Regions from separate parts of the Homo sapiens genome. Here region 2 is linked to region 1. The links are chromatin loops, found by intact Hi-C in ENCODE. Cell type or tissue: upper lobe of right lung. All regions are shown on one strand. Each heading gives the region's core, and the rest is flanking DNA. Links, peaks and the distances in the headings are about the cores only.

Region 1 (11,779 bases), core at 5,995-8,494:
GAATTTCTGTGAAATATGTGTGTGACCATTTGCATATTTAACAACTATATGAGGCAAATTTCTTGGTGTGTGTGTGTGTGTGTGTGTGTGTGTTGAGACAGTTTCTCACTCTGTCGCCCAGGCTGGAGTGCAGTGGTGCGATCTTGGTTCACTGCAACCTCCACCTCACCAGCTCAAGCAATTCTCATGCCTCAGCCTCCCAAGAAGCTGGGATTATAGGCACATACCACCATACCCGCGTCATTTTTTTGTTTGTTTTTAGTAGAGATGGGGTTTTGCCATGTTGGCCAGGCTGGTTTCGAACTCCTGACCTCAGATGATCCATCCACCTCGGCCTCCCAAAGTGCTGGGATTACAGGCATGAGCCACTGAGCCCGGCCAGTCCCCAAGTCTTTAGGTAAAACCCCTGTGGTCTTTGACAACTTCCTTGCTCGCTAGTATGACAAAATGTTCCAGGTTCATCTTGTCTATCCAGCCTACCCAACATGGTGAAACTGTGTCTCTACTAAAAATACAAAAATTAGCCAGGCATGGTGGCGGGTGCCTGTAATCCCAGCTACTTGGGAGACTGAGGCAGGAGACTCACTTGAACCTGGGACGGGGAGGTTGCAGTGAGCCGAGATCGTGCCACTACACTCCAGCCTGGGCGACAAGAATGAGACTCTGTCTCAAAAAAAAAAAAAAAAAAAGACTTGGGAGCCAACCTGAACAGGCTCCCACTTGCTAACAATAGGAAACTTTGGGCATCACCAAGGATGATAGCTGAAATGGATGAAACACATCAGGTATGTTTAAATCCATGAGTAGTAGCCGGGCATGGTGGCTCAGGCCTGTAATCCCAGCACTTTGGGAGGCCAAGGTGAGCAGATCACTTGAGGTTAGGGATTCAAGACCAGCCTGGCCAACATGGTGAAACCACATCTCTACTAAAAATACAAAAATTAGCCAGGTGTGATGGCGGGCGCCTAAAATCCCAGCTACTCAGGGGACTGAGGCAGGAGAGAGAATCACTTGAACCCAGGGGGCAGAGGTTGCAGTGAGCTGAGATCGCGCCTGTGCACTGCAGCCTGGGTGACTGAGCAAGACACTGTCCCCCCAAAAATAAAAATTAAATAAATAAGTCCATGAGTAGTGATACAAAAACAAAGAGACAAAGTCTCATTGATGACCTCAGAGGTTGCCAGGAAAGCAACTTATTATTCTGAAAATTGGAAAATGGGGTGGGGGGGTGGGGAATCAAGCATTTGTCCTGTCTTTCCTGTACAAATGATACTGCAGGCTATCCAAATAATCAATGAGGGAATGTTTCTCTCTAGAGAAGTATCCTGGACAGAATAATATAGAATTTGCATATCACCAATTTGCAACTCCTAATGCATTAATGGATGTGGGCAATAAGCTTCAATGAAAGCCAACACCACTGAGAGACAGACAGCCAGACATTATATACCTCCTGATGCTTCCCTCAAAAGTTACACTGACTCTGCCCAGGTCTCCAGTGCTAGCTGCCAACTCATGGGAAACACAGGGTTCAGAGGGACATGTTCAGCAGCACCCTGGGCACAGCACTCACAAAATCCAGATTCTGGAAAACATCACAGGGCAAACAACTCAGTTTCTTCAAACACTTACATTTCAAGGGGAGGAAAAGGGTGAAAAAGGAACCTGTAGATTGAGAGAGACTTAAAAGAAACATCAGGCTGGGCGTGGTGGCTCACGCCTGTAATCCCAGCACTGTGGGAAACCGAGGTGGGTGGATCACCTGAGGTCAGGAGTTTGAGACCAGCCTGGCCAACATGGGGAAACCCTGTCTCTACTAAAAAATATAAAAATTAGCCAGGCCTGGTGGCGGGCACCTGTAATCCCAGCTACTCGGGAGGCTGAGATAGGAGAATTGCTTGAACCCAGGAGGCGGAGGTTGCGGCGAGCCATGATTGCATCACCGCAGTCTAGCCTGGGCAACAAAGTGAGACTGTCTCAGAAAAAAAAAAGGTGGGGGGAGCGGGGAGAGACTTAAAAGATACGTTAGCCAGTTACAGTGTTGGGACCTTATTTGGATCCTTTCTTGAACAAATTATTTGGAAAAAATTTTGATGATAGTCACTGAAACTTGAATTCTGAGTGGATAGTCGATGATATGAAGAAGTTAACAGTTAACGATTTTTTAAGGGTAATAATAGTATTGTGGGTTTTTTAAAAAACATTTGTTTTTAGAGTTTTGAAAGAATCCTAGATGAGATATTTGGGATTTACTCCAAAAAATCCAGGACAGTGGGAGTGGGGATGGCAGGGAATGAAACCAGACTGGGCTGGCATCGATCATTGCGGAAGGCGAGCAGTAGAACCCGTAGGCTTGTTATTCTCTCCTCTCTACTCCTGTGTGTCTTTGAAATTTTCCAAAAGGAGGCCAGTCATGATGGCTCACGCCGGTAATCCTAGCACACTGGGAGGCCGAAGTAGGTGGATCACCTGAGGTCGGGAGTTTGAGACCCCTGGCCAACATGGTGAAACCCCGTCTCCACTAAAAATACAAAAATTGCCTGGGTGTGGTGATGCCGCCTATAATCCCAGCTACATGGGAGGCTGAGGCAGGAGAATCACTTGAACCCGGGAGGCAGAGGTTGCAGTGAGCAGAGATCGTGCCACTACACTCCAGCCTGGGTGACAGAGCAAGACTCCATCTCAAAAAAAAAAAAAAAAAGGCCAGGTGCGGTGGCTCATGCCTGTAATCCCAGCACTTTGAGAGGCCGAGGCGGGGGGATCACGAGGTCAGGAGATCAAGACCATCCTGGCCAACATGATGAAACCCCGTCTCTACTAAAAATACAAAAATTAGCTGGGCTTGGTGGTGTGTGCCTGTAATCCCAGCTACTAGGTGTCTGTAATCCCAGCTAACTAGGGAGGCTGAGGCAGATGAATAGCTTGAACCAGGGAGTCAGAGGTTGCAGTGAGCCGAGATTGCTTCACTGTTCACTCCAGCCTGGTGACAGAGCGAGACTCCATCTCAAAAAAAAAAAAAAAAAAAAGAAAAGAAAAAGAAATTTTCCAAAAGCAAAACTTAAAAACAAAAGGCAAGGAGAAAGAAGGAGAAAGGAATTCATCATGGGATTTGCTAGTGCTGATGGAGTGTTTAGCTTTGCAGTCAGTGACACCCCAAGCTTGCTGGCAGCCTGTGTTCTCAGCCAGGTTGCCAGAGTCTTCTGAGAGAAGCAGTTGCAGTAGGGGAATTGATCATTCATTCCCAAGTATATGAGCCTCTACTAAAAGCCAGCACTGTGCTAGGTGGTCCTGGAGATACACAGTCATGAGAAAAACTGTCCGGAGAAAAACCAGTACCCAGAGAATTTCTAGTTTAACTGTACCTGGTCTGATAAGCAGGGGATGCTGGAAGCAGGAATTTCTGGAAACAATATTTTCCCTCTTTTAGGAAAATACAGTATCAGCTGTAAGCCACTATTTCCCATTTTTTTTATAGTTTTCCAATAAACACTAACCAGAAATATTTACTTAAACAGAATGGCTGCTAAGTCCTTATGGTGATGAATAGTCCTGGTCACCTCTGATATTTCCTAGCCGGCTGCCAAGTTTTCTCCCTGCTCTGCTCCAGTGACCTGGGAAAAGCTTAATAGACTGCCCATTTTAGAGTCTCCACACTGAGTGTCCTCAGCCTGTCTCTCAGGAAGCCCTTTGACATGTTTTTAAGATCCTGTGAGCCATCGTTGTGGCTTCTGGTTTCTCTCGGCCCAGAGCTAAAACACCCCACCTGTTTGCCACCAGACAGAAAAATGTCTGTTTGTTCAGGCCTTTATTCCTCTTATCTTACTGTGCACTCCTTTCCCTCCCTCTGGGAAGCCAGCCAGACACACTGAGGAAATGGCTTAGTTTTCTCATGTAAAAACAACAAAATCCATTTTTTGAAAGAATAATATAAAAACGTATGATGAATGGGGAAAAAACCAACTATACAAACATAAATATTACTTCTGTACATTTGTCTTCTACAATTAGCTTTAAAATCATTTTTGTTTGAACAGCTGAGATATTTGGTACTGGCCAGGAAAACTGGAGCTTAGAGAAGGGGTATCTGTTTCCAAGACATTCTCTCTATGGTGTCATTTACAAAAGACTTCAAATCAGCATTAGATTGGGAAGGGGATGAGAGAGACCAGAGCCCAGTGAGCAGAAGATTAACAGTATGTACCTGCCCAGCCCATGTGTCCTTCTCCTTCCTTAATAAGTGGGTGCAGAAATTAGATTTCTGGTAGATGGCCACTGAAATTCTATAAAGTGCTTATGACTGCAAGTTAAGTGGACACCAGTGATGTGGTCTCTTCTGCTGGAACTACATTTTGGAAAATATACCAGAAGCAATAGATCTAAATCAATCCAAGCTTATACAAGTGACTTTTTTCAGGGACAAAGTAGCAGTCTCAGAGTGGGAGCCAACCAAATAGAAGAAAATTAAGAATACACCTCTTACTCTGTTAGAAGAAGAAAATCCTTATGAATAATAAGGAACATAAGGGAGTATCTTTCCCTTCAATGTGCTGTGTGCAGTCCGAGGAATAAGGAATAAGCCCCCACTGTGTGTCTGCAAGGAAGAGGCTATCTGGTTTCTGACTGACTTCCCTGGGTTAGGTTCATACCTAGCACCCAGAAGGTCCTCAGTAGAGACCTATTGAGGTCCAGTAGGCTAACTCTCTGCAGGGTAGCAAAGAATTTGCTCTGAGTTTGTTCCTAACTCTGTAAGGAATAGTTTAAACTATCTTTAACACCAAAGCTGCATGAAAATGGCTGTCTCAGCTGGGCATGGTGGCTCATGCCTGTAATCCCAGCAGTTTGGTAGACTGAGACAGGAGGATTGTTTGAGGCCAGAAGTTCGAGACCAGTTTGGGCAACGTAGTAAGGCCCCATCTCTTATTTAAAAATAAATAAAATATTTATTTTTTTGAGACGGAATTTTGCTCTTGTCACCCAGGCTGGAGTGCAATGGCATGATCTCGGCCCACGGCAACCTCCACCTCCTGGGTTCAAGCGATTCTCCTGCCTCAGCCTCCCCGGTAGCTAAGATTACAGGCGTGCATCACCACACCTGGCTAAATTTTGTACTTTTAGTAGAGACAGGGTTTCACCATGTTGCCCAGGCTGGTCTCGAACTGACCTCCAGTAATCCACCCACCTCAGCCTCCCAAAGTGCTGGGGTTACAGGCGTGAGCCAAAGCACCCAGCCTAAAATGAAATCATTTAAAAAAAGAAAATGGCTGTCTCTTTAGAACTATCAATTTATCCATTTATTGGGTACAGTCTCTTGGGGACATGGAAGTGCTAGAAGTAATCCAGGAGAGCTGGCTGTGAAAAAGTTCACTGTGAGGAGACATTGTACACATAGCAATCTGGATGTGTCTCAGATGCAGGGCTCAGAGTGATGGAGGCCATACTGAAAAGGCCACATGCTGAGTGACATATGTATTTATGGGACATCCTGGAAGAGACAGACTACAGAAACAGAGATCAGTGGGTGCTGGGGATCAGGGGGGCAGGGGTTGAGTACAAAAGTACACTGGGGAAATTTCCAGATGATGGAAATATTCTGTTTTTTTTTTTTTTTTTGAAATGGAGTCTCGCTCTGTTGCCCAGGCAACCTCCGCCTCTCGGGTTCAAGTGATTCTCCTACCTCAGGCTCCCAAGTAGCTGGGACTACAGGCATGTGCCACCATGCCTGGCTAATTTTTGTATTTTTAGTAGAGACAGGTTTCACCATGTTGACCAGGCTGGTCTCAAACTCCTGACCTCCGGTGATCCACCCGCCTCAGCCTCCAAAGTGCTGAGATTACAGGTGTGAGCCATTGCGCCTGGCCGAAGTATTCTGTATCTTGATGGCAATGGTAGTTACCCAACTATGGATTTGTTAAGACTTGCAGAGTTCTACATTAAGGAGGTGTATGTACACCACTCCTCAATTTTTTTATTTTTATTTATTTATTTTTTTGAGATGGGTGCCTCACTCTCTCCCAGGCTGGAGTGCAATGGCACGATCTCGGCTCACTGCAACCTCTGCCTCCCAGGTTCAAGCGATTCTCATGCCTTAGCCTCCTGAGTAGCTGAGATTACAGGCACACACCACCATGCCTGGCTAATTTTTGTATTTTTAGTAGAGATGGGGGTTTCTCCATGTTGGCCAGCCTGGTCTTGAACTCCCGACCTCAAGTGATCCGCCCACCTCAGCCTCCCAAAGTGCTGAGATTACAGGTGTGAGCCACCGCACCTGGCCACCTTAATTTTTTTTAATGGGGAAAAATATGTTTGTAAAAAAAGTCTTGATGCACATTTTACAAGAAGAAAGAGACGCTGTGAGAGCCAAATAGTGAGCTGAGTGATGCTGGTGTTGATTCCCTCCAGAGACAGTGGTGTCTAGAAGTTGGCTCTTCCTTTAGTCAGTTGTGGCATTGCTGTTATCAATTTTGTAGCAAGGGTGGTCTAGGATGCAGGACTTCTTATAGCCCACTGGCAACGGCAGAGGTGATCTGGGGTGTTACTGATTAAATGTAGTCTTTTAGGAAAGCAGAGATCAAGAGCAGGGAGCAGGCAGACCTAAGTTGGACTCTGGCCCCCAGCCCCCTAACTTCCAGCTCGTCCAAGTCACCTCCTTCTCTAAGACTCAGTTTTCTTGCGTGCAAAGTGCAGGTGAAAGCAGTTGTATTGCTTTGGGGATTCAGTGAGCTATAGTGGCTCTTAGCACAGTGTTTGGTACTTAGCAAGTGCTCAGCAAATGGCAATAGCTGCTGAAGTGACAGTGTCATCACATGTTAACATCCCTATGATGGGTCGTGTGGGAGTAATCACTGTTTTTCTTTGATTCTGCTTAGGGCAAGCAAGCTCCACATATGCGGAACAAACTGGAAAGCTGACCGAATTTGTGTCTAACCTGGCGTGGGATTTCGCAGTCAAAGAAGGGTTCCGGGTTTTCAAAGAGATGCCCTTCACAAATCCGTTAACAAGGTCCTACCACACGTGGGCCAGGCCCCAGTCCCAGTGGTGCCCCACAGGCAGCAGGAGTTATAGCTCCGTTCCAGAAGCTTCCCCAGCTCATACCTCAAGGGGAGGTCTGGTTATCTCTCCAGAGAGCCTCTCTCCACCTGTCAGAGAGCTGTATCACCGGCTGAAGCACTTCATGGAGCAACGTGTGTACCCTGCAGAGCCAGAGCTGCAGAGTCACCAGGCCTCAGCAGCCAGGTGGAGCCCCTCCCCACTGATCGAAGACCTCAAGGTAAAGCAGCCATGGTGAGGTGGTAAGACCCCAATACCATGGCATACCCTCCCCGACCCCACCGGGCTCACCTGAACCATCCCAGGCAGTGAAGATACAGGAGCTCCGAGTTGAATGATCTTTGCTTCCATCGTCTCAGAAAGAGCCAGCTCTTCATGACTCAGTTTCCATCTCTTGCTCTTGCTGTGCCTGTGTCACAGGCAGATGGCTCAGGTGTGACTGCACAGCCCAGGCAGTGGAATGCTTGGCCTTAGAAAGCCAGGGCAGGTTAGGCCTATCTGATGGGTATTTGAATTATGTAAATTTGAAACAGTGCTGTATCAGCTAATAAATCTCTCTCTAGAGAACCCGTAATATCACAGCTAGAGGGCCAGATCCACTGTGAGCTGAGTTTCTGTGTTGTCTCCCAGTGCTGTCACTTCAGCTGATAAACAGAAACACCCGCTGTTCCTTATCACGTGAACCTTGGATTGTGTTAGTTTTGAAATTACTTGAGATCTTCAGGAGCATAATGCAATCATCATCTACTTTTCTTTTTTTCTCTTTTTTTTTGAGACGGAGTCTTGCTCTGTGCAACTTCCGCCTCCCAGGTTCAAGCGATTCTCCTGCCTCAGCCTCCCGAGTAACTGGGATTATAGGCACGTGCCACCATGCCCAGCTAATTTTTGTATTTTTAATGGAGATGGAGTTTCACCATGTTGTTCAGGCTGGTCTTGAACTCCTGACTTTGTGATCCGCCCGCCTCGGCCTCCCAAAGTGCTGGGATTACAGGCGTGAGCCACCATCTCTCTCTTTTTTTTTTTTTTTTTTTTTTTTGAGACAGGGTCTCGCTTTGTCACCCAGGGTGGAATGCAGTGGTGTGGTCATAGCTCACTGCAGTCTCAACCTCCTGGGCTCATGTGATCCTCCCACTTCAGCCTCCTGTGTAGCTGGGACCACAGGCACAGCCACCATGCCCAGCTCCTCATATCATTTTTTTGGGCACACGTGCATGTTTGGTTGTCTGCCTTGTTTCCTCCAATCCCTTTCATTGTTTTCCACGGTTCAAAATAAAATGAAATCTTCCACTGTGGTTTCCTGACTTATTTTCCCCATGATAGGAGAAAGCCAAAGCTGAAGGACTTTGGAACCTTTTCCTACCCTTAGAGGCTGATCCCGAGAAAAAATACGGAGCAGGACTGACCAATGTGGAATATGCACATCTGTGTGAGCTCATGGGCACGTCCCTGTATGCCCCCGAGGTACCTTCTTTAAAGTTTTCCTCAGTGTGTGGGAACATCCTGATCTTCATAAGAACTCAATCCTAAACAGATAAACCAGATTCAGAAGCACTGGCATGAACTTGAACTTTTTTTTTTTTTTGAGATGGAGTCTCGCTCTGTCACCCAGGCTGGAGTGTAGTGGCGAAATCTTGGCGCACTGCAACCCCTGCCTCCTGGGTTCAAGTGGTTCTCCTGCCTCAGCTTCCCAAGTAGCTGGGACTACAGGCATGTGCCACCACACCTGGCTAATTTTTGTATTTTTAGTAGATACAGGGTTTTACCATGTTGGCCAGACTGGTCTCAAACTCCTGACCTCAGGTGATCCACCTACCCTGGCCCCACAAAGTGCTGGGATTACAGGCGTGAGCCACCATGCCCATCCAATTTGAAGCTTGAAATATTAATGTGAGAAGGCCAGGCATGGTGGCTCACACCTGTAATCCCGGTACTTTTGGAGGCCGAAGTGTGGGGGATCACTTGAGGCCAGGAGTTCGACACCAGCGTGTGCAACATAGAACTCTGTATGTACAAAAAAATAAAAAATTAATCGGGTGTGATGGTGCATACCTGTAGTCTCAGCTGCTTGGGAAGCTGAGGCATGGGAGGATGGCTTGAGCTGAGGAAGTCGAGGCTGCAGTGAGCCATGATCGTGCCACGATACTCCAGCCTGGGTGACAGAGCTTGACTCTGTTTTTTTTAGAAGAGGACATGACAGTCATGGTCACGCTCCTTTTCCTTCTCAGGTATGTAACTGCTCTGCGCCTGACACGGGCAACATGGAGCTGCTGGTGAGGTATGGCACCGAAGCGCAGAAGGCTCGCTGGCTGATTCCTCTGCTGGAGGGGAAAGCCCGCTCCTGTTTTGCTATGACCGAGCCCCAGGTACGTCGCCTGGGCTGCCACCCACTTGCCTGGCCCTGTTGTTGTCGGCCCCACAGGGAACACGGGCTGTCTGCTGGCGTCTCTGACTGGAATATGCTCCCCACTCAGGTTGCCTCTTCAGATGCCACCAACATTGAGGCTTCCATCAGAGAGGAGGACAGCTTCTATGTCATAAACGGTCACAAATGGTGGATCACAGGTATTTGGCCTAAAATGCACTTTCCAAATGCACATCAGGGAGTCTGTGCTGTTAGGCGCGTCTCTCAATGCCTGGGAGGAGCCTCTGCTTTTTCAAGTTGACACAAAGGAGATTCTGTCACTTAGCGCCCCCAGCAGAGGCAGCTGGGAGAATAGGAGGGTAATCCGTGGAGCACACTGTTCTCAGAGGTGGCACTTCACAGGGCAGGGACGTCCCCCGGTGCCCACACATGGACGGATGCCTCCCTGCACATGTGACCCCAGGAATCTCTCCACTTCCTGCTGTTCATTCTGCTTTGGGCAGCTCCCCTTCCTTGGTGGCTTCCTGGCTCCTCGATCAGGTGTGTTACATCCTAAGGGCTAATGACAATCCTGACTTTTAGGGATTGTCCAGTGTTACTTTTGCAGGGCCCCTACAAGTAGCCGTGGAGCTTACCTCCCGGAGCCCATACCTCCCTGGACATTAAGAATGAGCATCCCCATTTTGCAAAGGAGGAAACCGCACTCAGACTTAGGTCCCTTGCCTGGGGTATGAGCCCCCAGCCAGCAAGTAGAGAACCCAGAGTCAAAGGTTCACCTGATTCCAAGGCCCGGGCCCAGAGCCGTTATGTGTGCACCACCTGTGGGAGCCGAGCCAGCTGGCAGGGATCAAGTAGCGGTTTTCATCCTCTTGTCTCTAAATTATATTTTCTACTCTATGTGATGCTTTTAAAAACTTGCTCTTATGATGTTGGATTCATTCCTCACTGGGACAAAACCCAATTTGCTCTTATTTCTGGTCAGCAGTCTGCAGATGCTCATCTGATTACATGGAGCCTTAAAGAGCTCTGTCTGCTTCCTTACTGTGCCTTTCTTGGGCCAGGACCACGTGTGTAGAGATTTGATGGCCCTGGTGTCAGATGATGGGGTCTGTCTCTCTCCTTTCCTGGCAGGCATCCTGGATCCTCGTTGCCAACTCTGTGTGTTTATGGGAAAAACAGACCCACATGCACCAAGACACCGGCAGCAGTCTGTGCTCTTGGTTCCCATGGATACCCCAGGGATAAAAATCATCCGGCCTCTGACGGTGTATGGACTGGAAGATGCACCAGGTGAGACCTCCAGGGGCGGGTCACCCCTGGGTGTGGGTCTGGTCCCCAGGAAACACCACTGAGGGGCCCCTGCTCTTGTTCAGGACTTGCCACATCCCACGTCTGAGGGTATGATGACATTTGGAGTCACATGCTCCTGCATTTCATTTCCATACATGAATATCAACCATGCAGGCGGATTTCAGACAGGCATTTATGGATTTTTTTCCCTCTTCTAAACTTAGAAAGTAATCAGGAGTCTGTGACACAGGAAGCCATACAGGGCAGACGCAGGAAGTGGACCCCAAACCTACTCTTCCAGGCCCCAGTGTGAACAGCTGACCTCTAGGCCACAGCCCTGGTTTGGTCCGCTCCCAGTTTGGTTCTCTGCTAATAGTGTTCACATTTTTACTTTCAGTGTTTTCATAGGATCACTACATTGTCACAAACCACTAGGAGCTTCAGCTTAAGGTGGCATTATTATGTTTTTATAAAAGGAATCACAGAATAGTCATTTGCCATTATAAATCAGTGATTCATTTTCTGTGTTTAACAGGCTGTTTCCTGCCGTCCTTTTCCCTTTAACCATGTCCCAGTAAGAAGGCTAAATAAAGGGCAGGGACATTGCCAGCAGATAACCCAGACTGAGGTGAGGAATAAACACATCCAAGGAAAATGACTATGGCTATTGCTCACAGTGATCGTTTGGGTCTTTCAGGTGGCCATGGTGAAGTCCGATTTGAGCACGTGCGTGTGCCCAAAGAGAACATGGTCCTGGGCCCTGGCCGAGGCTTTGAGATCGCCCAGGGCAGACTGGGCCCCGGCAGGATCCATCACTGCATGAGGCTGATCGGGTTCTCAGAGAGGGCCCTGGCACTCATGAAGGCCCGCGTGAGTGCTTTCCCCCGCACCCAGCACTGACTCAGAACCACCACCTTCTGCTTTGCTGTCGGACTTCAATTCCTACCTGTTTTCTGAGTGCAGTCCTAGCAGGTGAAGCAAGGTGATGTCCTTGCCAAGAAGTTGCATTCCTGTCTGCTTTGCATCTGCTACTTTGCTGCAGTTTGGATTCAGAGCAGAATGGACCCCACTCTGTCGAGG
Region 2 (11,779 bases), core at 4,271-6,770, 47 kb after region 1:
CTGGGATTACAGGCATGAGTTACTATGCCCAGCAAACATAAACATTTCAATGACCAAGGAACAAGGGCTTTGTTAAAGCCCATGTGTTGGAGCTGCCAGAAATTCACTGAGGCCAGGCACAGTGGCTCACACCTGTAATCCTAGCACTTTGGGAGGCTGAGGCGGGTGGATCATTTGAGGTCAGAAGTCCAAGAGGAGCCTGGCCAACATGGTGAAACCCCATCTCTACTAAATATACAAAAATTAACCAGGCAGTAGTGGCGCATGCCTGTAATCTCAGCTACTCAGGAGGCTGAGGCACGAGAATCACTTGAACCCAGGAGGTGGAGGTTACAGTGAGCCGAGATCGTGCCATTGCACTCCAGTCTGGGTGACAGACTGAGGCTCCATCTCAACAAAAAAAAAAGGAAAGAAAGAAATTCACTGAGCCCAACTTAAACGATAGAGTCAAGAGGTCTCTAATGCAAAAGGCCATTGAGTCTCACTCACCTCCCTGCTTGCTTCATTCTCCTCAGCTACACTGGCTTTGAGGGCCAGTTTTTACATTGGGACCTGGTAGCCCACACCACCTGTTCTTGTACCTCCATGCCTGATTCCAGCCAGGCTAAGCTGTCATCTTTTAGTTGTAATGCCATATTCCTGAGGGAGGACCCTGAGTGGCTGGCCTTGGTTCTGGCCAGCTGTGGCCAAGGGTGGACAGATCATTTGTGTACATAATGGCTGCCTCCCTATGACATGTAAACAGAGGTGGTGGGGAGGAAGCAGTGCCAGAAGAGTAGAGGTTGGACAAGAAAACAGTTGGGCCGGGCGCAGTGGCTCACTCCCATAATCCCAGCAGTTTGGGAGGCCGAGCTGGGTGGATCACCTGAGGTCAGGAGTTCGAGACCAGCCTGGCCAACATGATGAAACCCCGTCTCTACTAAAAATACAAAACTTAGGCTGTGCGCGGTGGCTCATGCCTGTAATCCCAGCACTTTGGGAGGTCGCGGCGGGGGGATCACGAGGTCAGGAAATCGAGACCATCCTGGCTAACACGGTGAAACCCCATCTCTACTAAAAATATATATATATAAAAAATTAGCTGGGCTTGGTGGCAGGCGCCTATAGTCCCAGCTACTCAGGAGGCTGAGGCAGGAGAATGGTGTGAACCTGGGAGGTGGAGCTTGCAGTGAGCTGAGATCGCGCCACTGCACTCCAGCCTGGGCAACAGAGCGAGACTCTGTCTCAGAAAAAAAAATAAAAAATAAAAAAATTAAAACTTAGATGGGCGTCTTGGCAGGCATGCTACTTGGGAGTCTGAGGCAGGAGAACCGCTTGAACCTGGGAGGCGGAGGTTGCAGTGAGCTGAGATCGCGCCACTGCACTCCAGCCTGGGAGACAAGAGCGAGACTTCGTCTCAAAAAAAAGAAAAAAAAAAAGAAAACAGTCGGTATCCTTCACAACAGGTGCACACAGCCAGGGCAATCACGCCTCCCCGGGGACACTGGGCAATGTCCAGAGACATTTTTGGCAGCCTCGACTGCGAGGGGAAGGGTACTACTGGCATCTAGTGGATAGAGGTCAGAGATGCTGCTCAACATCGTACAATGCCCAGGACAGTCCCACAACAAAGAATTCTCCAGCCCCAGATGTCAGCAGTGCCAAGGCTGAAAAACTCCCTCTGCAAGGACACCCCAGAGAGAGCAGCCTGGTACATCTCAGTTGGGGCCACATGCTTTCCTGAATTTTGGCATTCTGCTTTTGTGCTGATGAAATAACTTCTGGGGCTTGCAAAACACATGTCATGTAGACTGTGTTTGTATAGATCTGGGGGAGGGAAGCTGCAATGCCTGGGCTTGCATAGATTGGCAACCCCCTAGCTAGCTTTCTTCCAGGGTCACAAACCCATGTTCAAACCCAGGTCACTAGCCAGGTGCTAATGGCTCGAGCCTGTAATCCCAGCACTTTGGGAGGCCAAGGCAGGAGGATCACTTGAGCTCAGGAGTTTGAGAGCAGCCTGGGCAATATAGGGAGACCCACATCTCTACAAAAAATTTAAAAACATTAGCCAGGCATGGTGACATGTGCCTGTAGTCTCAGCTACTCAGGAGGCTAAGGTGGGAGGATCACTTGAGCCCAGGAGGTCAAGGCTACAGTGAGTTATGATTGTGCCACTGTACTCCAGCCTGGGCAACTGAGCAAGACCCTGTTTCTTTCTTTCTTTTCTTTTTTTTTTTTTTTTTTGAGACAGAGTCTCGCTCTGTTGCCCAGGCTGGAGTACAGTGGCGTGATCTCGGCTCACTGCAACCTCCGCCTCCCAGGTTTAAGCCATTCTTCTGCCTCAGCCTCCCGAGGTGCTGGGATTACAGGCACCCGCCACCACGCCCAGCTAATTTTTTGTATTTTTAGTAGAGACGGGGTTTCACCACCTTGGCCAGGCTGGTCTCGAACTCCTGACCTCGTGATCTGCTCACCTAGGCCTCCCAAAGTGCTGGGATTACAAGTGTGAGCCACCACACCCAGCAAGACCCTGTTTCTTAAAAAAAACAAAGAAGGTCAGGCATGGTGGCAGGTGCCTGTAATCCCAGCTACTTGGGAGGCTGAGGTAGAGAATCGCTTGAACCTGGGGGGCCGAGGTTGCAGTGAGCCCAGATCACACCACTGCACTCCATCCTGGGAGACAGAGCGAGACGCTGTCTCAAAAAAAAAAAAAGAAAAGAAAAGAAAGAAAAAAAAAAAATCTAATTCCTGGGCATGAGCCCCAGAGAGTGGGATTGAGTAGATTGGAAATGGACTCCTGGGATCTGGTGTTTTTTACAAGAACCCCAGGCGATTCTGAGGCTTGGGGGTTAGCTACCTAGAGTAGATTTTCGTGACCTTTGCAGTCACTTGTCTCTCTCTGAATAAGCCAAAAGCAAAGACAGTTTTCAGAAAGACTCAGCTGGACCAGTTTGAGTCTTCTCTTTCTGCCAGGGTTTGCAGGGGTCCCTGACAATCATTGATTCGAGCTTGAACGTTTCTTTGTTTAAAGGTATTATGCCGGCTGGGCTGATAAGTACCACGGGAAAACCATCCCCATTGACGGAGACTTCTTCAGCTACACACGCCATGAACCTGTGGGGGTGTGCGGGCAGATCATTCCGGTGAGTCCAGCCTCCCTGGAGTTTCTTCAGGGTGCCCTGAGATTTGGCAGTCTGCCAGACTCATTGCAGAGGTTCTGGGGTGGTGTCGGAAGGCAGCCTGGGTGGCAGGTAAGAAGATGGGCTCTGACAAAGCCAATCCGGTTTGAGTCTCAGCACTGCCACTCGTGAATTCTGTAACCTTGGGCAAGTCACTTATCCCCCAAGCCTCAGTTTCCCCATCTGAAAAGTGGAAATGAACATAGTGCCTGTCTTAGGGAGGTAATTAGGGCTTAGCATGGTGTCACGGACATAAAAGCACGGATAAATGTGAGTCTGTCATCGTTGTGCACCGCCTGCCTCATCCATTCATCTTAAAACCACGATGGATGGAGTTAGGGGAGGACACGCAGGGTTCAGAGAACTCGGTGCTGCTTCTGCCCTCTGGGGTTGCCACCTTCTGCTACCCAGTGTAGTTCTCTGAGGAAGCTTGGATTTCGAGGGCTGCTGTTGTTTGTTGCAGTGGAATTTCCCGCTCCTGATGCAAGCATGGAAGCTGGGCCCAGCCTTGGCAACTGGAAACGTGGTTGTGATGAAGGTAGCTGAGCAGACACCCCTCACCGCCCTCTATGTGGCCAACCTGATCAAGGAGGTGCGTGGCTTATCCTGGTCTTAACCTCTAAATGCCCTTGTTGAGGCTTGTTCTAAAGGAGTTCTGAGAAGGGTCTCAGGGGTCCCTAAACAGGGAGGTGTGTTTGTGGAGCCCCCATCACCATGTGAACCAGAGTGGCTCCCTCTTAGCTTTTTTCCACATTGGACTTCACTGCAAGATCCCCTTTGAAGAATTAAAAATATTGCTCTAGGCCAGGCTTGGTGGCTCACGCCTGCAATCCCAGCACTTTGGGTGGCCAAAGCAGGAGGGTTGCTTGAGTTCAGGAGTTTGAGACCAGCCTGAGCAACATAGCAAGACCCCATCTCTACAAAAAATTAAAAATCAGCTGGGTGGCATGCACCTGTAGTCCCAACTACTTGGGAGGTTAAGGCAGGAGGATCACTTGAGCCCAGGAGTTTGAGGCTGCAGTGAGCTGTGATCACACCACTGCACTCCAGCCTGGGTGCCAGAGAGAGACTCGGTCTCAAAAAACAAACAAAAACCCACTGTTGTTCTAAGTGAATGCTGTCAGGGGAGGGGCAAAGACACAGGGAACCCCAGCGAACAGACTCCTTCTCCGTCCCATTTAGAATTCCCATGTAGTGCCCCATACAATTAGCTTCTGACCACATGTGTCCTTGGCAGACTGTCCCACCCTCTCTGAGAAAGGATGTGTCTTCCCCTGGTTGAGCCCTTCAGAATAGGAGGGTGACTCCCAATGTCCCCTGGCTGTTTGCTCACAGGCTGGCTTTCCCCCTGGTGTGGTCAACATTGTGCCTGGATTTGGCCCCACGGCTGGGGCCGCCATTGCCTCCCATGAGGATGTGGACAAAGTGGCATTCACAGGCTCCACTGAGGTAAGGTGACCCTGGCCTCAAGCTTGCAGCCTCCTTGGCCCAAGCTCCCCCTGTCCTCAGTGGACGACATGCTCAAGGTGAGCTCCCGGGTGTCAAGCGGAGGCCTTTTCCTCCAGGACGACCCTGTAGGTACCAGGAGGGGTGGGGCAGGGTTGAGCCCTTCGTGGTCTGGTTGCCACACTAGCTGCCCTTGGGAGGGGCCAGTGTCCCATGTGGACTAAGGAGGCCAGGCCTGGCCAGACTCCACATAGCCCAGAGCTGACCGCTTGCCCCAAATCAAAGCATCTTGGCCAGGTCAGACTCCTTGACCAGGACTGCCATTGTGGTTAAAAATTAGCCTTGTGTGGTGGTGTGTGCGTGTGGCCCCAGCTACTTGGAAGGCCGAGGCAGGAGGGTTGCCAGAGCCTGAGAGGTCAAGGCTGCAGTGAGCTGAGATCACGCCACTGCACTCCAGCCTAGGTGACAGAGCGAGACCCTGTCCAAAAGAAAAAAAAAGTGAACGTCTATTTGGTGAAATTCTCTAGGTCTCTCGTGGTCCAGTTGCTCACTCAAGCTGTGGGGGACTCTGTTCTGTGTCTATAGAGTGCTGGACTCTTTTCTCCCGGCACTGAGAGCTTGTTCCTGTCTTTCTGTCCCCACAGATTGGCCGCGTAATCCAGGTTGCTGCTGGGAGCAGCAACCTCAAGAGAGTGACCTTGGAGCTGGGGGGGAAGAGCCCCAACATCATCATGTCAGATGCCGATAGTGAGTTTCCAGCTGGAGAAGGCCTGGCCTTGAAGGTAGCCCTGGCCACCTGTGTTGTGGCTCCAGCCGATCCTGTCGCCCCCCCAGTGCCCAATGGCGTTGGTTGCTGTCCCTCGGGCCTCAGGATAAGACGCCAGCGCAGGGCCTGCATGGCCTGGCCTTGGCCTGTCCCCAGCCTCTCCCTGGCTGCTCTCTGCATCATCAGGCTAGGCCACGCCCCTGCTATCTGACTCATCCACTTGCCGCCATCACGCCCTTTGTCCTGGTTGGCAGTGGGCTCCGAGAGCACCCCTCATCTCCCTGTATCTGTCTCTGGCACCCAGCAGGCATCAACCCTTACAGTGGTGGGAACAGGCTCCATTGGGCAGGCGGCCACCAGGGCCAGGGTCCTCCTCCTCACTGTCACCTTTCTGTCTCCTGCCCACTTCCCGCAGTGGATTGGGCCGTGGAACAGGCCCACTTCGCCCTGTTCTTCAACCAGGGCCAGTGCTGCTGTGCCGGCTCCCGGACCTTCGTGCAGGAGGACATCTATGATGAGTTTGTGGAGCGGAGCGTTGCCCGGGCCAAGTCTCGGGTGGTCGGGAACCCCTTTGATAGCAAGACCGAGCAGGGGCCGCAGGTGAGCCAGGCAGTGCCGCAGGGTCTGGGTGTCTAGAGCCAGCATGAGAAGCAGAGAGGGCATCGGGCTCAGATCAGTTGGGACTGGGTTCAGGTCTCAGCTCTACCACACAGCAGCTGTGTGCCTTTGGGAAGCTATGTTCCCTCCCTCAGCCTTCATTTCCCCATCCCGAGCCGTGCCCTGCCTCATTCACAGGGTGGCTGTGATGTAGAAATTAATCCTGGGAAGCACTTTGTAAATTGCATATATGTAACAAATACCAGGAGTGTCTGCAAAAGGGAGTGTGTGTTTCCAAGACCTTGGTCATCAGTAGAAGTGTATCCACCAGAAGATACACAGCTCTGTGAACCTTCGTGTCTGAGAGCCATGGTATGGCTAGTATAGGGACTTTATTTCACTTCATGTTTTGAGCTGTTTGATTTTATTTATTTATTTATTTACCTATTTATATTTTAGAGACAAGGTCTCTCTTTGTTGCCCAGGCTGGAGTGTAGTGGTGCAATCATACCTCACCTCAGCCTTGAATTCCTGGGCTCAAGGAGTCCTCCTGCTTTGGCCTCTCAAAGTGCTGGGATTACAGACATGAACCACCACACCTGGCCTGGATTTTACTTTTGAGCAGTTGTAGGTTTATAGAAAAATAGAGCTGAACGTACAGAGGGTGCCCATATATTCCTTCGCACCTCCCTGTTCCACCAGTTTCCCCTTTATTCACATCCTGCATGAGTGTGGTTCATCTGTTAGTATTGATGAGCCAATACTGGTACCTTATTATTCACTTAGGTCTGTAGTGTATATTCGGGTTTTTTTTTTTAATTTTTATTTTTTTTGGAGACAGAGTTTTGTTCTGTCACCCAGGCTGCAGTGCAGTGGCACGATCTCGACTCATGCCTCCCGGGTTCAAGCAATTCTTGTGCCTCAGCCTCCTGAGTAGCTGGGACTACAGGTGCGCACCACCACGCCTGGCTAATTTTTTGTGTTTTAGTAGAGACAGGGTTTCACTCTGTTGCCCAGGCTGGTCTCGAACTCCTGAGCTCGGGCAATCTGCTGTCAGGCACCCAGCCTCGGGGTCATTTTTTGTGTTGTACTTACTATGGGCCTAGACAAATGTATCATAATGTGTATGATACCATCATTCTAGTATCATATAAATATATTTGTGCCCTGAAACCCCCGTCCTCCACCTATTCTTCCCTCTTTTCCTCCCCTGAGCCCTGGCAGGCAACCACTGATTTTTTTTTTTTTTTTTTTTTTTGAGACAGAGTCTCGCTCCGTCACCAGGCTGGAGTGCAGTGGCGTGATCTCGGCTCACTGCAACCTGTACCTCCTGGGTTCAAGTGATTCTCCTGCCCCAGCCTCCTGAGTAGCTGGGACTTACAGGTGCATGCCACCATGCCCAGCTAATTTTTGTATTTTTAGTAGAGACAGGGTTTCACCACGTTGGCCAGGATGGTCTCGATCTCCTGACCTCGTGATCCACCCACCTCAGCCTTCCAAAGTGCTGGGATTACAGGCGTGAGCCATTGTGCCTGGCCGATCTTTTTATTGTCTCTATAGTTTTGCCTTTTCCAGATTGTCTTATACGAATCATACAGTAGGTAGCCTTCTCAGACTGGCTTCTTTCTTTTAGCAGTTTGCATTTCTGATTCCTCAGTGGGGAGCCACAGCCATGTCTGAGGATGGACTGGCCTTGCCATGGGACAGGGTTATGTGCCCAACATCCCCCTCTTTGATTTTTTTTAGAGACAGGGTCTTGTTCTGTTGCCCAGGCTGGAATGCAGTGGTGTGATCATGGCTCACTGCAGGCTTAACCTCCTGGCCTCAAGTGATCCTCCTGCTTCAGCCTCCCAAGTAGGTGGGACTACAGGCACACGTCACCACACCTGGCTAATATTCATATTTTTTATAGAGATGAGGTCTTGCTATGTTACCCAGGCTGGTCTTGAATTGCTGGGCTCAAGCAATCCTCCCACCTCAGCCTCCCAAAGTCCTGGGATTGCAGGTGTGAGCCACTGTGCCTGGCCTCCAACATCTCTATCTTTAATAGCTTTATTGAGATATAATTCACGTAGCATAAAATGCACCATTTTAGTGTACGATTCAGTGATTTTTAGTATATTCACAACTTTGTGCAACCATCACCACTAATTCTATAATATTGTCATTGCCTCCCCTAAATATCCTGTACCCATTAGCAGTCACTCCCCATTCCTCCCCCTACCAGGCCCAGGCAACCACCAATCTATGTTCTGCCTATAGATTTATCTATTTTGGACATTTTATGCAAATGGAATCCTACATGGTTCTTTGTGTCTGGCTTCTTCCAAGTAGCCATGTTTTAAAGGTTCATCCATGTTGTAATAAGAATGTATCAGAACATAAAAGGCCAAGTAATATTCCATTGTGTGAATAGACCACATTTTGATTTTTCTATTAATCTGTTGACAGACTTGATTGTTTCCACCTTTTGGTTACTGTGAATAGTGCAGCTAGGGGCACTAACATTTCTTTCTTTCTTTTGAGACCGTCTCGCTCTGTCACCCAGGCTGGAGTGCAGTGGCATCATCTCAGCTCACTGCAACCTCCACCTCCTAGGTTCAAACAATTCTCCTGTCTCAGCCTCCTGAGTAGGTGGGACTACAAGTGCACGCCACCACGCCCTGCTAATTTTTGTATTTTTAGTAGAGACAGGGTTTCACCAAGATGGTCAGGCTGGTCTTGAACTCCTGACCTCAGGTGATCCACCTGCCTCAGCCTCCCAAAGTGCTGAGATTACAGGTGTGAGCCACCGCACCTGTCCTAACATTTCTTTTCTTTTTTTTTTTTTTGAGACAGAGTCTTGCTCTGTCTCCAGGCTGGAGTACAGTGGCACGATCTCGGCTCACTGCAACCTCCGTCTCCCAGGTTTGAATGATTCTCCTGCCTCAGTCTCCCGAGTAGCTGAGATTACAGGCGCCCACCACCATGCCCAGCTAATTTTTTGTATCTTTAGTAGAGACAGGGTTTCACCATGTTGGCCAGGCTGGTCTTGAACTCCTGACCTTGTGATCCGCCCACCTCAGCTTCCCAAAGTGCTGAGATTACAGGCTTGAGCCACTGCACCCGTCCTAACATTTCTTTTTGTCTCATTTCTCTTTGTGGCTAATTATTAAGATAATATAAACTTGCATTAATAAATTTAATGAGAAAGTGTTTAGGCTATGTGTGGCAGCTCACATCTGTAACCCCAACACTTTGGGAGGCTGAGGCAGGAGAATCTCTTGAGCCCAGGATTTCGAGATCAGCCTGGGCACTACAGCAAGACCTCATCTCTACTAAAAAAAAAAAAATGCAAATCATGACCAGCCTGGCCAACACGGTGAAACCTCATCTCTACTAAAAATACAAAAACTATTTGGGCGTGGTGGTGGGCGCCTATAATCCCAGCTACTCGGGAGGCTGAGGCAGGAGAATCACTTGAACCCGGGAGGCGCAGGTTGTGGTGAGCCAAAATCGTGCCACCGCACTCCAGCCTGGGTGACAGAGTGAGACTCCACCTCAAAAAATAAATAATTTTTTTTTTAAAAAAAAGCAAAAAAAAATTAGCCAGATGTAGTGATGCGTGCCTATACTCTCAGCTACTTGGGAGGCTGAGGTGGGAGCCCAGGAGGTCAAGGCTGCAGTGAGCAGTGATCACACCACTGCACTGCTGCCTGAGTGGCAGAGTGAGGCCCTGACTCTTTTTAAAAAAAGGTATTTAATGTAAAAAATAAGACTTTGTTGCATTTCTTTTATTCTCCATTGGTAACCACTCATGCACACACAGTTATGCTGTTGTATGTTTATTTTTTAAAAAATAGGCTGGGTGTGGTGGCTAACCCCTGTAGTCCTAACACTTGGGAGGGAGGCCAAGGTGAGTCAATTACTTGAGCCCAGGAGTTAGATACTAGCCTGGGCAACATAGCAAAACCCCATCCCTACTAAAAATATAAAAATTACCCAGGTGTGGTGGCACACACCTGTGGTCCAGCTACTCGGGAGACTGAGATGAGAAGATACCTGAGCTCAGGGAGATTGAAGTTGCAGTGAGCCGTGATTGTGCCACTGCTCTTCAGACTGGGCAATAGAGTGAGACCCTGTCGCCCTTCTCCCCTACCCTATAAAGGAGTATATAAGTGCATATTGTTCTACAAGCTTTACTTCTTTTTTTTTTTTTTTTTGAGACGAAGTCTCTGTTGCCAGAGCTGGAGTGCAATAGCGCGATCTTGGCTTACTGCAATCTCCACCTCCCTGGTTCAAGCGATTCTCCTGCCTCAGCATGTGCCACCATGCCCAGCTAATTTTTGTATTTTTAGTAGAGACGGGGTTTCACTATGTTGGCCAGGCTAGTCTTGAACTCCTGACCTCATGATCTGCCTGCCTCGTCCTCCCAAAGTGCCGAGATTACAGGCGTGAGCCACTGCCCCTGGCCCAAGCTTTCCTTCTTTTTACAGAGTATCTTGGGCCATCTTTCTGTGTCAGTTAGTTCACAGATCTATTAGTGATGACAATATACTGGATGCACCGTAATAATTTTAACCAACCCCTCTACTGATTTATACTTAGAATTGTTTCCATCTTTTGCCTTTACAAAATGCTCCCCCAGCCTGGGCTACAAGGCAAAACCCTGTCTCTACTAAAAATACAAAAATTAGCCCAGCGTAGGGGTGCATGCCTATAGTCCCAGCTACTCGGGAGGCTGAGGTGGGAGGATCATTTGAGCATGAGAGGCAGAGGTTACAGTGAGTGGAGATCGCACCACTGCACTCCAGCCTGGGTGACAGAGTGAGACCCCATCTCAAAAACAAAAATACAAAAAAAAAAAAATACTCCCTAGTGAATATCCTTGTTCATTTCTCTTTGTGCATATGTAGAATAAATTCCTAGAAGTTAAATAGCTGGGCCAAAGGATCTGAGTATATAATTTTTGAGCAATATTAATAAACCACTTGCTCTAAAGGCTGTACCAGTCTGTCATCCTTCTAACAGTATATGTAACGGTCTCTTGCTATCAGTGTATTTTCTTCCTAAACTTTTTGGTAATCTTATAGTTGAAAAGTAAAGATTGATTTGATGTCCTTTTCTCCGGTAGGCTGAGGAAGTTGGGCCTTTTTTGTGTTTTCTGCTATTGGCCCTGTGTGTTTCCTCTTCTGATCTTGCTTTCTTATGACCTTGGTCCATTTCCCAGTTGTCTTGTTGCCTGCATAATTCTAAGCCTGAAGCCTAGGAGAGGTCTGAATCCGATGTCTCCATAACTCTGGGTTCCTTCTCCCACAGGTGGATGAAACTCAGTTTAAGAAGATCCTCGGCTACATCAACACGGGGAAGCAAGAGGGGGCGAAGCTGCTGTGTGGTGGGGGCATTGCTGCTGACCGTGGTTACTTCATCCAGCCCACTGTGTTTGGAGATGTGCAGGATGGCATGACCATCGCCAAGGAGGAGGTGAGCACTTGGGGCCAGTGCTCTGGAAACATTCTTGGCGGGAGGTGAGGTAAACAGTTCAGCCTGGCATCCTGATGCTGTCACCCATCTGCTGGCTTGGGGCCAGATCTCAAGTTATACCCAGAACCAGTGCCCATAACACGCTATTCATAGTATGTATCTGATCTTGTCCCTCCTCTTCAGCTTGTACCCTCTGTCTGGGAGATCGTCTGCATTCCTCAGCATGGCCTGCAGGCCTTGGTGTCCTGGCCCTCAGAGCCAGGAGTCTAGGAATGACATTGTCTGCTCCTTCCCATGACCTTTTTTCTTTCAGTCAGATTCTTGCTCTGTTGCCCAGGCTGGAGTGCAG

The links. A loop is a pair of places that touch in the nucleus more often than their neighbours do. Peaks named below come from ENCODE experiments on the same cell type or tissue, not always from the same donor. Only the 100,000 strongest peaks of a DNase experiment are listed, where the experiment ranks them.
Region 2: it touches region 1 in a loop (2.0-fold over the local background); 52 of 110 quality-filtered maps call a loop at or near these places.

What each region holds. Positions count from the first base shown.
Region 1 is chr12:111,737,777-111,749,555 of GRCh38, forward strand. It overlaps ACAD10 (acyl-CoA dehydrogenase family member 10), which reads left to right. Exons shown (of 21, transcript NM_025247.6): 13 at 6,867-7,267; 14 at 8,368-8,508; 15 at 9,273-9,410; 16 at 9,519-9,609; 17 at 10,541-10,699; 18 at 11,397-11,569. Among named protein-coding and RNA genes, the nearest start is that of ALDH2, 23 kb to the right of the region's middle. In upper lobe of right lung, for the core only: no CTCF peak of the experiment used is centred there; no DNase peak of the experiment used is centred there.
Region 2 is chr12:111,786,813-111,798,591 of GRCh38, forward strand. It overlaps ALDH2 (aldehyde dehydrogenase 2 family member), which reads left to right. Exons shown (of 13, transcript NM_000690.4): 5 at 3,011-3,122; 6 at 3,622-3,750; 7 at 4,494-4,607; 8 at 5,249-5,351; 9 at 5,786-5,970; 10 at 11,266-11,430. Among named protein-coding and RNA genes, the nearest start is that of MIR6761, 7.1 kb to the right of the region's middle. RefSeq lists enhancers at 4,174-5,099, 5,100-6,024. In upper lobe of right lung, for the core only: no CTCF peak of the experiment used is centred there; DNase peaks (open chromatin) are centred at 5,532 and 5,876; H3K27ac peaks cover 997 bases.